2 separate regions of the Mus musculus genome follow, and region 1 is linked to region 2. A link is a contact called in ENCODE Hi-C or POLR2A ChIA-PET data. All regions are on one chromosome and are shown on one strand. Each heading gives the region's core, a stretch centred on a gene start or an enhancer-like site at or near the end of the contact. The rest is flanking DNA. Distances are from core to core; before and after follow the strand shown. Region 1 holds the start of Akap8 (A kinase (PRKA) anchor protein 8). Region 2 overlaps Brd2 (bromodomain containing 2).

Region 1 (7,144 bases), core at 2,354-4,853, 1.8 Mb after region 2:
TCAAAAAAACCAAGGGAAAAAAAGAAAGAAAGAAAAGAAATCTTCCTGAGCAGTCCAGGCAGTCTAGAAGCCAAGGGGGCTTGGCTTCAACAATGCTAGGCATTTATTTCCAGTGTGCACATCAGAGTCCTCAGGGTTGCTAACAGCCAGGACAGTGGCACGAGAAGAGCAAACATTCTTTTTATCTAACAGCAAAAATATAACAACTGGTGCTGAGAAGAGGCAGGTAAGGGGAATCTGTTTTGCCTATCCTGACCTGGAACCTTTGGCTTCACCTGATCTTTCTGCCTCTGCTTCTGTAGTAGCTATTACTATATATGTATGCTAACTGACCAGGTCAGGCTCTCTATTTTCTGCCTGAGTGCTGTATAGTTGGTTGTTTTAATGTTGGCACCATAGTGTAAGTCACTATTGGATCAAGGTCAAGGAAGCACTGGATAATTAAGCAATGACACCAACCTGAAAGTAGGAACACTGGGTTTTGTTTTTAATTATTTCTCATGTTTGGTCATTATGACCAAAACTGGAAACAGCTGTTTATATTCCACTTCTGGACACACAGAGGGGTAAGAAAGGACAGTGTCGGCCAGTGAAAATTACTGAGGAACTGTAGTAGTGTTCTAATTCTTTACCTTAATCTGCTACTTGAGTATACTCAGCCTAGTAATAGAAAAAAATATATAAGGAAAACTGTGAGGTCTAGTGAGGTGCTCAGTGGGTAAAGTTACTTGTTGCTAAGCCTGGCAGCCTGTTTGAGCTCTGGGACACTCATGCTGGAGAGAGAGAACCAATTCCCTTTCATTCTTTCTTTGGTTTCATAATCATGTCTGTACTCCTATGACTGAAGAAATGACCGAGCATGTTGATTCCAGACAGAATGACTCAGATATGATAGTACAGATCTACAATTCCAGCATTAGGAGATCAAGAGGATCCCAAGTTCAGAGCCAGTTTATAAACCAGGCATAGTCTAATGTTCCTGGAAGGCTGAGGCAGGAAAATTGCCACAAATCTGAGAGACCAGCATGGACTACATAGTGAGATCAGGCCAGCCTTGCCTACAAAATATCTCAAACAAAAAATAATTCCAAAACAACCAAACAAGTCCCAGAACCTCCTACGCTACCATAGCAAGACCTTGTCTCAACAAAACAAAACAAAAGGCCCAGGCTTCCCACTGAATCGAATAAATGTCTTCTATTCTGCCAGAGGCCCTGATCCGCGGAGCCGGTCTATTTCTAGTTCTTAAACTTTGGGATAGGAGCCCGGGGGTGGTGGCGCACGCCTTTAATCCCAGCACTTGGGAGTCAGAGGCAGGCGGATTTCTGAGTTCAAGGCCAGCCTGTGAGTTCCAGGACAGCCAAGGCTACACAGAGAAACCCTGTCTCGAAAGAAGAAAAACAAACAAAAAAACTAAAAAAAAAAACTTTGGGATAGGAATTACTGAGGCAAATTTGTATTTCTTGTGTATTCCATCAAATAGCTTTTCAAGTCTATAACCAGTTGCTCCACCAGTAGAGAAGTGTCTCTTTTCAGTTTTACCATTATTTCTTCATATCCAAATCCTGTGAGTTAAAATGATGCACAATATTTAAATATAGTTTCATCTATATTCTCATTTTGTTTTGGCAGTCTTATGTAGTCCAAGCTGTCCTGGAATTCACTCTATAGGTCAGAGTGGCCTTGAATTTGCAGCAGTCCTCTCTTCCTCTTAAGTGATGGGCTTACAGGTGTGCATTGCTAGGGCTGTTTTTATACCCTCTTTACTGGTTCTAAACAATTTGCTCCTAGGTGACTGCATGTGTATGTCTGTGTATCTGTGGGAGGGCGGGAGGTAGCATGTGTGTAGAAGTCAGAGGACAACTTGCAGGAGTTGGTTCTCTCCTTTATTGTATGTGACCTTAGAATTGGGTTCAATTTGCCAAGCTGTGCTTTTACCCAGAGTCATCTTGCCAGACCCTTTATTGTTTTTACATTTTACTTTTTTTGTTGTCACTGGAATTGAGGGGAGGGGGGTGGCAGTGAAGGTTTTTCTGTGTCCTGGAACTTGCTCTGAGACCAGGCTGGCTTTGAACTCAGGAAGATCTGCCCTCCTACCTCAGCCGCCCAAGTGCTGGGATTAACGATATGGGCCACCAAGCCCAGCCCTACGTTTTACTTTTAATAAGTTTTATTACATCTGGTGTGTGTGTATATATATGGGGATTGAACCTAACTAAGGCTTTAAGAATACTAAGAAAGCACTCTATCATCAAATTATTATATTATCTCCAGCTGGCCCCCTCCCCCTTTTTACGTTTTATTTTTTTATTTTTTATTTTCTTGTATGTTTTGCCTGCACATATGCTCACTATTCACATGCCTGGTGCCTGTGGTAACCAGAAGAGGGCTTCATATTCCTGGGAACTAGATTAGAGATTGTTGTCAGCCACCTTGTAGGTGGCAGAAAATGAACCTGAGTCTTTGAAATACTAACAAGTCCTTTACGCTGAGCCATCTCTCTAGCTCCCAGCCGTCTTTTATTTTCTGAGACATAGTCAAACCATGTAAACCGTTAAACTCTGTAGTCCAGGTAGGCCTTCCACTTTAATGTCCTGGAGTTACATGGCCTGTGCCACTAAGTCCAGTACTTACTATAGTTTCTATGTAAGCAGATCAGGTTTCAAACAGCAAATAAGGTGTGGGTGATCAGATCGAATCCTAGTTCCTTGCATGCCTGTCCAGACTGACTGGAATTACGCCCAAGGTCACTTACAGACACTAGGACTAGTTATTGGTGAATCTGAACCTCAGCTGGGTTTGTTGGATTCCTAGAGCAGCCTCACCAGCCCTGTCTGCCCTGCCCATAGCTTATGATGGAGCAGTCCAAGAAGTCCTCGCTTATGGTGGCCCGCAGTATTCTCAACAACAAGCTCATTAGCAAGAAGCTGGAGCGATATCTGAAGGTGAGGCAAAGGCGAAAGCACTGTCCTAGTCCTGACCTTTGTGTGAGCCTGGTCCCCATTCTATCCCAGTGATTCCTACCTCCCATTAAAGTCTCTATCCATCTCTACAGGGCGAGAATCCTTTCACTGACAACCCAGAGGAGGAAAAGGAACAAGACGAGGTGGAGGCTGGCGCTCTGGATGAAGGGGCACCAAGCGAAGCGACAGAGCTCACAGAGGGCGTGCCGGCACAGCCCCCCGTGCCCCTGGAGCCCGCCCCAGGGACTACAACACCGCCACCTCCGCCACCACCAGAAGAGGAGGAGAGCCCTGTACCCTTGCTGGGCGGAGCGCTGCAGTGTCAGATCCGCGGGATCCCGGGCCTCGACATGGAAGACGACGAGGAGGGCGGTGGGGGTCCATAACCCTTACCCGGCAGGGCTCCCGTGGCCGAGGCTGGAAGTCCAGCCTAATAAAGTGCTTTCCCATCTGAGGTCTTCGTTTGTGCTGTGGTGAGGGCGGGCCCCTAGAAGTGCGCCTGCGCGCGGGTAAACGCGCTAGAACCGCTCACGCGTGCGCGGACCTGGACGCTCTTGCGCACTAGCTTACCCTTGAGGCACAACTCCCGAGATGCTGTAGATTTGCAACCCGGAAGGCTGGGCGGATCGGCGGGGGCGGGCCCATTTGAGCAACCAATGGTAGCGCCCAGAAAGAGACGTACGCTCTTCGTCTTCCAGTAGCAGACAGCACGTTGAACGCATGCGTTCTGAGCGAATCTAAGACAAGGATCTGCTGGCGGGTCGCGTCGCAGACATGGAGCAAGGCTACGGAGGTTAGTGTGGGCTCTTCTTCACCACGGGAGACCCTGGCGCATGTGGTATTCGGGCTTAGCCTGCAGCCGGAACGCACTTGCCGCAGCCCGGTTCTGTGTGGAGTTGTCCCGGACGCGCGCGCTTCCCTTATTGGGCCTCTGCGCAATCGTTCCCGAAGCGCCGCGCGTGGATTGGCCGGTAGGACTCGGGGCGGGGGGTGCGGATGAGGCGCGAAGGCCGACGCTGTGGCCGGTTTCTGGATGCGTTCTGGACCGCTTTCACTGTGCAAGCCGAGTGGCTCTCATCGCTGCGGGACCCCAGGACCCGAGCGGTCTCAGTCCCGCCTTCTCTTCCGAAGACGCCACAAAATGGCGGCTCCAGGGGCGGGGCTAAAGCGAACGCTGAGGAAGCGGGGGGTGGAGGGGGTTGAGGTCCGGCTGGGTTGCGGCGGCCGTAGCGAGGAGAGAGTCTCAGCTCATCCTCCGCAGGTCGTCCTTGAGAGCTCGTGTCCCCGGGCTCGCTTTTCTGAAGGCTTACGGGCAGCGCGCGATCGGCCCAGCTGTGCACTGCGGCTACACCCGGTGCAGCTTTTTGGGAAAACCTGGCTGGGTCTCTGCAGTGTACGCGGCGTGAGGTGCTCGTGGGAGGTGTGCTGCCTGAGGGGCTGGGATTCTGGACTGTAACATTACGGGGGTCTGCGGAAGCGGGAACGTTGCCTTTCCTAACCTAAATGTCAGCAACTTTTCGTAATTAGGCGTCGGTTCTCGAGCTATCTGCTTTTAATCTCCTGGGAGGCCTTGACTCTGTACGGAGATTTACCCGCAGGAGATAGTTGGAACATGTGGAATGGGGTTGGAAGTGGGCACAGGGAGTGGTTAGTGGCTTCTGGCGGCTAAGGAAGGGATCTTGAGAGGCAGCAGAGTAACAAGATCCCTAGAATTGGACTTGCCAGAGAGGCCTGAGGTGTGATGAACACGTGTGCTTGGGTATCAGCCTAGTGCTCTTTGCCTTTGGGATCCTAGATCTATGTCTTCCATTCTTAGCCTTTCCACCAGATAGATACCTGTCACAACCCTGCTATACTTCTTTGGTCTAGGGAACTTCATGGTGACTCCCACTTTCTACCAGCCAATAATTTTACAGATACAGTTAGGGTATTTGCAGCCTTCCTGGTTTTTTTGTTTTTTTAACTAAGAATTTTTTTAGCCGGGCGTGGTGGCGAATGCCTTTAATCCAAGCACTTGGGAGGCAGAAGCAGGCAGATTTCTGAGTTTGAGGCCAGCCTGGTCTACAAAGTGAGTTCCAGGACAGCTAGGGCTACAGAGAAACCCTGTCTCAAAAAACCAAAAAAAAAAAAAAAAAAAAGAAGAAGAAGAAGAAGAAGAAAAAGAATCTTTTTTTTTTAAGATTTATTTATTATATGTAAGTACACTGTAGCTGTTTTCAGACATTCCAGAAGAGGGCATCAGATTTCGTTAGGGATGGTTGTGAGCCACCATGTGGTTGCTGGGATTTGAACTCGGGACCTTCGGAAGAGCAGTCAGCGCGATTAACCACTGAACCATCTGGCCAGCCCCTCCCTGGTTTCTAAGTAGCAGTTAGGTATGGCCGTACTGAGTGCCTGTCAGCACATTTAAGGGACTGTGTTACAGTGGGGCTTTTGGGATATTCTGGAAAGGGAACTAACCATTAACACTGTCAAAGTGAAGTCATTCGACAGCCTGGGACTGTGCCACTGTATCGGACTATATGCTAGGCTCCAAAAACACAAATGAAGAGAATGTATTCCCTTTCTGTTCAAAGGAGTGTTGTAGGGGGTGACTTAGAAGGTCAGAGGGAGGCTTGAAAGCTGGGGTGTTGAGTGTTTAGTTACATGGAAGCAAAGCCTAACGTTTATGTCACCGAATTTCTAGCTTGTTTCCCAGTTTCGTGGCATAACTGGCAGCACTCTGAGCTTTCCCGCTTATGTGGCGGCTAGGCCAGTACAGTGGGCACTGTGACCTAATGCTGTGTTTTGTGTCCTCTAAACTTGGTTCCCTCCCTCCCGCCACCCCCCCCCCCTTTTTTTTTTTTTTTTTTTTTTTTTTTTTGCTTTGATGTCAGCTCAGCCAGGTAAGGTATGATGGTTTGCTTGCATTTGTGGGTGGAGATAGTTCTTAAAGGCTGGAGGAGGTGCGCTGGATCACATTTACGTTCCCTCGTTGTAAGCTGACACTTCTTTAGACTCTTTGGGTGTTATCAGAACTCTTATTTCCTTGAGGTAGGACAGAATCTTGACACATGATCTTTTCACAGGCTATGGGGCATGGAGTGCTGGACCTGCCAACACCCAGGGTAAGTGGTTCCTGATTAATGGGTTGGCTTGTGGGTTTCTCCACTGCATGCCCCCTTGTAGTAGAGCCCAGCATCTGTCTTCCCTAGGGGACATTTTGCCTTTTTTTTCTTTTTAAGGAAAAACAGTACTACATGGGAGCGGAGGCTGATTAGTAAGAAGAATGCTCCTTGTGTCACTCTGCTACCTGCCACCACAGGCCTCAGTAGCACCCATGCACCCCTGTTAGTCTGTATACACAAACTGTGCGTTCCTATTATGTTTAGCATATTGTGGAACGTTTGTCTTGGGGTGCTTTTCTTGTGACCATTTAGAGAGATAAAACCTGTTTTTAAGTCAAGAGTACAAAAACAGACAGTAGGCTAGATGTGGCCTAGGCTTTTGTTCACCCTTATTTTCTGAGTCTAGAACCTGTCCCAGGCCAAGTCCCTAGCACCATTGGAGGCAAGCCACTTTTTTGTGTGCCCCGTGAAAAGGTCTTCCAGACACCTCTGCCACATAATATGTTCTTATTCAGTTGAGAATGTGATTTCCTCCCACTCCCACTGATGCCTTAGGTATGGTTGGGAATAACTAGGTTTGGTGAGAACTGAGCTTATTTATGCAGGGGATTTTCTAAGGTCCAGTGCAGCCTGTCCTCTCAGTTAGTACTGTAGTGTAGACCACCATCTTGGGGATTGCTGTGTACCTTTCTTTTCTAAGCTTTCATGGGAGAAGTCAGGCCTGCCTGGGAGAGAAATATTATTGGTGCTTTGTACCTGTTCTGTAAAACGTGAGCATGCTAAGGACCACTGACACAACCAGTCACACCCCACCTTGTGGTGCAATGAGGTGGCAGCTGTCCTTAGGTAATAACTGGTATTGAAGTGCTTATGTGTTTTTGTTTTTCCTAAGGTACATATGGAAGTGGTATGACCAGCTGGCAAGGTAAGACCTTCTGAAAGGGACCTTGAGGTGGGCAAGTGAGTCTTTAAACAGCCATCCAGAGGTACAGGTCCCCACTCCCCCATCCTGGCTGTGCACATGGCTCTGTCGATAGCCCGGAGAATAAGGCTGCTGGGCCCTGAGGCGTATCA
Region 2 (7,088 bases), core at 4,199-6,698:
AAACCCCCACGAAAAGACTTGCCTGACTCGCAACAGCAACACCAGAGCTCTAAGAAAGGGAAGCTGTCAGAGCAGTTAAAGCACTGCAACGGCATCCTGAAGGAACTGCTCTCAAAGAAGCACGCTGCCTACGCCTGGCCCTTCTATAAGCCAGTGGACGCTTCTGCTCTTGGCCTTCATGATTACCATGACATCATTAAACACCCCATGGACCTCAGCACTGTCAAGGTACCCACTGCATGGGGCAGATGGGCTGCTCAGGCAGGGGCTGGAGCCTGGGGACCAATAAAGCAATACCCATGTCTCCTCATGGGAACATGGCAGTTTTTCATTCTGTGTATCTTACAAAGTTGTACAAAGTCACATACTTTGAAGTCCTTGTTTTTTACAGTTAAGGATAAGTGTGGGGTTAGGGAAATGTAATGGGAGAGAGATGGCCTTGGTCACTTAGAAATGTTTTCTTCTAGACATAGATATTTCTTCAAACCTACCCCAAATCTTTGGACTTCAAACTTGAACCCCAGGGCACAGATCCCTAAGGTCATCCCCACTTGTTTCAAGAGAGGGCTGCTTGAGTCGGGTTGGCAGGGAAAGATGAGACTCTGCCTGTGCAGCTTCTCATGCTGCCTCCTTCTGCAGCGGAAGATGGAGAACCGTGACTACCGGGATGCACAGGAGTTTGCTGCTGATGTACGGCTTATGTTCTCCAACTGCTATAAGTACAATCCTCCAGACCACGATGTTGTGGCTATGGCACGAAAGTTGCAGGTGAGCTTAAGAGCTGCAGTTGAATTTACTCCACAGTAACTGCCTATGGGGAGAGTTTAATTTTTGCTGTGCTTTAAACTTGTAAGACTTTGCCAATCTTTTATCAAGTTGGAGCTGGTATGCTGGGTGGCTGGGCATTAAACACAGTTTTGAGTCTCCCTGTCTTTTTTAGGATGTGTTTGAGTTTCGCTATGCCAAGATGCCAGATGAGCCACTGGAACCAGGACCTCTACCAGTCTCTACTGCCTTGCCTCCTGGGTTGACCAAATCCTCTTCAGAGTCCTCCAGTGAGGAAAGTAGCAGTGAGAGTTCCTCTGAGGAAGAGGAGGAGGAGGAAGAAGATGAGGACGAGGAGGAGAGTGAAAGCTCAGACTCTGAGGAGGAAAGGGCTCATCGCCTAGCAGAGCTGCAGGAGCAGGTAGATCATTGTGTTGTGCTCTGTAATTGGGTAAGAACTTGGACTAAGTTAAGACCAAGAAACAATTGGGATCAACAATTTCACCTTTTTCCTGTATAGCTTCGGGCAGTTCATGAACAACTGGCTGCCCTGTCCCAGGGCCCAATATCTAAGCCCAAGCGGAAGAGAGAGAAAAAGGAAAAAAAGAAGAAACGGAAGGCAGAGAAACATCGTGGCCGAATTGGGATCGATGAAGATGATAAGGGGCCTAGGGCACCTCGCCCACCTCAGCCCAAGAAATCTAAGAAAGCAGGTGGTGGGGGTAGCAATGCTACTACACTCAGCCATCCTGGCTTTGGGACTTCCGGAGGAAGTAGCAACAAGTAAGGATTTAAGACTGTGTCTTACAGTATTGTACAAGCCAGCTTGCATGGTGTAAACTCATTACTGACAATTTCTTATTACCCGTAGGCTACCTAAAAAGTCTCAAAAGACAGCTCCACCTGTCCTTCCCACTGGCTATGATTCTGAGGAGGAGGAAGAAAGCAGGCCCATGAGTTATGATGAGAAGAGACAGTTAAGCCTGGATATCAATAAGTTACCTGGGGAAAAGCTGGGTCGAGTAGTACATATCATCCAAGCCAGGGAACCCTCTCTACGTGATTCAAATCCAGAAGAAATTGAGATTGATTTTGAAACACTCAAGCCGTCCACACTTAGAGAGCTTGAGCGATATGTTTTATCCTGCCTTCGAAAGAAACCCCGGAAGCCCTACAGTGAGTATCAGATGATTGATGTCCATCAGTCAACACTGCTCCACAGTAGTACTTGTGAGGACAGCAAGATGTGGGGGTCTGGTGTGTGTGTGTTTGTGGCAAGCAGCATCCAGGATGACTGGGCTGCTTCAGGAATGGAAGTTGGCGACTCTGGGGGAAGACTTGGCAATAGAGTGAGTCCTGACTTTCCCCCTCCAGCTATTAGGAAACCTGTGGGAAAAACAAAGGAGGAACTGGCTTTGGAGAAGAAGCGGGAGCTAGAGAAGCGGTTGCAGGATGTCAGTGGACAGCTCAACTCCACCAAAAAGCCTCCCAAGAAAGGTATTTCAGACTGCTAAACGTTATATTCACTCTTTCTCTCCTTAAGTTGAATGCTGGGACTTGAACAGAGGATTGGCTAGCTAGCAACTAGCCCTTGTGACTACCTGACAAATGAAAATGTCACATCTTCTACCTTTAACTTTACAGCGAGTGAGAAGACAGAGTCATCTGCACAGCAAGTGGCAGTGTCCCGTCTCAGTGCTTCTAGTTCCAGCTCAGATTCCAGCTCCTCGTCGTCATCTTCCTCTTCTTCAGACACCAGCGATTCAGACTCGGGCTAAGGGGCCAGGCCAGATGGGGCAGGAAGGCTCCGCAGGACCGGACCCCTGAACCACCCTTCCCCACTTTCCCTTGCTGTGACGCTTCTTCATCTCACCCCTCCATAGGAGAGCTGGCTCTGCAGTGGGGAGGAAGGCAGGGACATGGACAAAATACGATTGAATTCCTAGCCCTCTTGGGTGTGGTGTCCCTGTTGAGGATGATGGGGGTGGGGCAAGGGTATGGGTGGGAGTGGGGATAGGCCTGGCATAAAGCCCCCTGAGCTGTAGCTGTCCTGTTCACTTCTAAGGGCCCTGTTTTGAGGTTTTAATTTATTTAAGCTATGTGGTAAGGCTGGGGGTGTGTAGCCGTGGTCCTCCCTCCAGCTTCCATGGGGAGGGAAGAAGAGGGAGCTCTTTTTGTTTTTTACATTGACTTTTTTTTTCTACTTTTCCCTTTTACTTCCACTCCATTTGGGGCCTGGGGATTTTAGTCACCTCTCCAGTTGGCCCCAAGACTGTCTTTTCTTTCTTGAGTCTAACATGTAAATAAAGAAAATATTATTGAAGTTTTGAGTTAGTTTTCTTAGTGAGATTTGTTTCTGTGTTCAAAGTGGCTCAGAAGAAATGGTTGAGTATTATTGGTGCTGGGGTGGGTGGCGATTGTTCTGCTTGATTCGGTGCTGGGTATCACATCATCATTAGCTATATCCCCCAGTTGGCCCCTAGGTCTGTCTTTTAAGAGTGCTAAGAATTGAAGCCTAGAGTGCTAGACAAGGACTGGTACTAAGTACCTATCAGTGACCAAACAGGTAAGGGGATAGCTTAGTTTGAGTTCAACCAGGTTATAAGGCACTCCACTCTGTCTTAAGTTCCAAGTCTTCATTCAGGAGCTGTGTGATGCACAGCTCTTCAAAGTGAGGCTTTAGTTTAGTGTACCAAAGGAAATGGGAGCAGAGGCTGAGGAGTGTCCAAAATAGTGACAGTTCATTCTGCCACAAGTGAGTCAATATATACCTGCAAGTGGAGAGTAAGAGTGATAGGACTGGTGAAGGTGGTGAAAAACAGCAGTTAACCTCTACAGGAAGGAAAGCCAGCTAAGCCTAGACCTAAGAAGGTGAATTCAGAGGTCTTTAAAAGTGGGAGGAATTTCCCTGGGATTGTGACAGGAATTTAACTTAAAGGCAAATGGAATGGAGTAGGGATTTCAATTGAAATTTGAGGAAATTTTTATAAGGTTTAAAAGTAATTGGGGGGGAAAAAAAGGCTGGGAGTGGTGGTGCAGGCCTTTAATCCCAGCACAGATTTGAGTTGGAGGCCAGCCTGGTCTACAAAGTGAGTGCCAGGGCTATGCAGAGAAACCCTGTCTTGGGGGAAAAAAAAAGGAGGTGGGAGGGTGAGAGACTGGAGAGATGGCTCTGCAGTTAATAGCACTGACCTTAACAGAGGTCCTGAGTTCAATTCCCAGTAACCACATGGTGGCTCACAACTATCTAGTGAGATCTGATGCCCTCTTGTGTGTTTGAAGACAGCACAGTGTACTTATACATAAAGTAATTTTTTAGAAAAAGTAATTTGGGGAGACTAGAAGTAGCTTAATACCTGCTCTGCTCAGACTAATAGCTAGGTTGGCTTCCAGCATAACTTAGGACACCTTAAGAACAACCTTAAAGCAGTTTAAGAGAAGGAAGGCCTGGGTCAACCTCTCTGGAACTGAAAAAGGTCCCCAAACATGTGCTGCACTCCCAGGAATTTCTGGTCAGTTTATCTCCCAAACAGCGTCCTCCTTCCCCATCTGGTCAAAGGTCCTACCTTCTCTTCTTAGGCATTCTCTAAGTGTCTGGACTTCATCTGGGTGTTTTTGGGTTTTTTGTTGTTTTTTCGAGACAGGGTTTCTCTATCTGTGACTATCCTGGAACTCACTCCGTAGACCAGGCTGGCCTCTGCCTCCCAAGTGCTGGGATGAAAGGCGTTCACTGCCACCGCCCGGCTCGTCTGGGTTTCTAATGCTCTTTGGTAAGGAGGCCAGGGTTGATGGTGGAATGCCGGGTATTTCCTTCTGTGCTGGTTTGGAGTTCTGCCTTCCACAGCCGCTGCCTTTCTGGGATCAGCCTGGCACTGGGAAGGAGCTGGTGCCTGCTGTCTCTTACATCCCAGTCCAGCCCTCATGGTTTAGATGGAAAAACTCCCAGGACAAGTGCCAGAGCTGGTTAGAACTACTGGTTTAGCGGGACCAAAGAGCAGGTTGGCTTGAAGGATAAGTGCCTAGGAGGCCATGGTGTGGGTCTCTAGCACTGCCAGCCTATTCTCTGTGTACACAAGACAGCACGTTAGTTAGACACAAGATGTGGCTGGAGTAAGACAGCTTTCTGTGATCAGAAAAGAGGGGGCTAGAAATGGTAGAAGAAATGGCTTGAGTAAAGTCAAGCTAAAGCAGGAAAAAAATGGAAGATGAGTGCTCACCCACATGGCCAGTGGCAGCTCTATAAAGCAGGCATCTCCTGATAGTTCACAAGGAACAATTAGTGTGTGCCAAGCACAGTGCCAGAAACAATTTGGTTGTCATGGTAACCTTAGACAAGGTGTGTATTGTAATAACCTCTCAGTAGACTGGAGGGAGGGGTGCTAGAGGGGGAGGGAGGCTCAAGAGCTAGCTAAGCAGTTTGCCCCAAGTCAGCATAGTCAACGGAGGTATAGGATTTGACAAGGCAGCCTGGCTCCAGAATCTATACCCTCTATACTGGGCTTACAAGGGCTTACTTACTGCTATGCTCGGAAAGTGGGCGAGGAGACCGCTGTCTGTGTATAGCTGCAGCTACTGAGGTTGAAGCAGCAGGTGGAGGTTGATTTCACTGCATTAGAACAGGGATTTTGTAGATAAAACAGCTTTCCCAGCAGTAGAAAGCTGGTCTGACTGAGGGGCCGCTCGCTGCGCTGGCACACACTGAGGAACTTACCTGAGACTGGGATTTTTGGTGCCATCTGTTGGTCATGCCTGTGACTTCCACTTAAATCTTCATTCATTTCGTCTGTGGGGTCTCTTCCATGTTTTAACAGGAGCCTTCACTCTTGTACTGTGGAGGATCATAGATAAGGTCTTAGGCCTTGTCTCTTGTTACCTGAGCCCTTGCTGGAGAGAGCCTCCGCTTCGAGGAAGATATCCCTTGTTACACCTTGATAACTCTCTGAGCAACTATCCAGTCTGTCTATAGACCTTACAGTCCAACTGCCTGATGGTAGTGTTCATAGGGCTGCTAACACTCAACATGTCCACAAAGACCTGCTTTCCAAACATGCCCCTTGGTGCCAGGTATCACTGAGGTACATCCCTAACCTGGCGAGTCATCCGTGTAATAAGCATTTCCCTGTGCTTACACACATGTGCACCTCTACAGTCAGCTGTTAATCCTAGAGGTCGGGATTTATCATGCAAGCTTCAGCCTAGTGACCCTGGCTTGTTTCCTCTCTTGTTCCCCGGTCAGTTAGGCCTTGCCGGCCTAAGTTGTCCAGCTAGCCACCACGTTTCAGGGCCCATCCTCCTCGTCTCATTTCTGCTTGCCTTTTTAAAGTCTTCCCTTTCTGGGGTACTAAGCCTGTAACTTTAACATGGTCAAGATAACTCCCAACCTTTTCTTTTTTTTTTTTTTTTTTTTTTTTAAAGATTTATTTATTTATTTATTTATTATATGTAAGTACACTGTAGCTGTCCTCAGACACTCCAGAAGAGGGAGTCAGATCTCGTTACAGATGGTTGTGAGCCACCATGTGGTTGCTGGGATTTGAACTCCTGACCTTCGGAAGAGCAGTCGGGTGCTCTTACCCACTGAGCCATCTCACCAGCCCCAACCTTTTCTTGTTAGACACCAGACTACAGACTCTTAAGTGCTTTTGTTTCTCTGTCATGCAAATACAGAAGTATTCCTATTTGCCAAGTGAGAATGTCGAATACTGTCAGATGAACTAGCATTTGAGTTGAGGTTGGAAAAGAAAAGGATCTATTTAGCCTCGAACAGCATGAACTTTTGGGTAGTATTTGGGGGGGAGGGGAGTTGCCAAGCCCTGTTCTTTATAACAGGGTCTCTGTGTACACAAAGCTGGCCCCAAGTTTGTCCTGATCTTCCTGTCTTATGAGCCGGAATGAAATGCTGTTATTAGCTGCAGCTCCCCCACCTCAGAATCAATGGCTATGAGGAAGCACTGCTCATTTATGAAATACTTTCTTTCCTGCAATGTCAGTCCTAGAACTGACTGGCCTTTCCTTTTTTTTTTTTTTTAAGATTTATTTATTTTATTTATATGAGTACACTATAGCTGTGGCTGTCTTCAGACACACCAGAAGATGGCATCAGATCTCACTACAGATAGTTGTGAGCCACCATGTGGTTGCTGGGAATTGAACTCAGGACCTCTGGAAGAGCAGTCGGTGTTCTTAACCTCTGAGCCATCTCTCCAGCCCGTGGCTTTTCCTGAAGAGGTGAATTGTGGTGAGGATTCCTGCAAGCATCGTCATTTCCTTGGCCAGTGTAGTTCTAGTTTCTCATCCGCCATTGATACTAACTAAACTGAAGA

What was found. Hi-C counts contacts between places; a loop is a spot of excess contacts on that map. ChIA-PET counts read pairs that join two places held with the same protein, here RNA polymerase II (POLR2A).
Region 1: a loop to region 2 is called in a map of heart, with 6 times the contacts of the local background. The contact joins the promoter of Akap8 here to the enhancer-like site in region 2. A Hi-C loop is called at or near these places in 1 of 37 maps with a recorded cell type or tissue (heart). POLR2A ChIA-PET finds 5 or more read pairs at or near these places in 1 of 5 experiments (Patski).

What each region holds. Positions count from the first base shown.
Region 1 is chr17:32,317,697-32,324,840 of GRCm38, reverse strand. Akap8 (A kinase (PRKA) anchor protein 8) reads left to right here and starts at 3,603. Exons shown (of 14, transcript NM_019774.5): 1 at 3,603-3,756; 2 at 6,032-6,070; 3 at 6,963-6,995. The coding sequence starts at 3,738. Akap8l (A kinase (PRKA) anchor protein 8-like) reads left to right here. Exons shown (of 14, transcript NM_017476.2): 13 at 2,850-2,945; 14 at 3,056-3,417. The coding sequence ends at 3,349.
Region 2 is chr17:34,108,030-34,115,117 of GRCm38, reverse strand. Brd2 (bromodomain containing 2) reads left to right here. Exons shown (of 13, transcript NM_001204973.1): 7 at 1-228; 8 at 640-768; 9 at 941-1,186; 10 at 1,286-1,548; 11 at 1,637-1,941; 12 at 2,140-2,262; 13 at 2,410-3,099. The coding sequence ends at 2,543. Among named protein-coding and RNA genes, the nearest start is that of Brd2, 11 kb to the left of the region's middle. Within about 2 kb of position 5,448, at least 1 of the 3 ENCODE cell types and tissues checked has a DNase peak (open chromatin) inside an H3K27ac peak, as active enhancers do.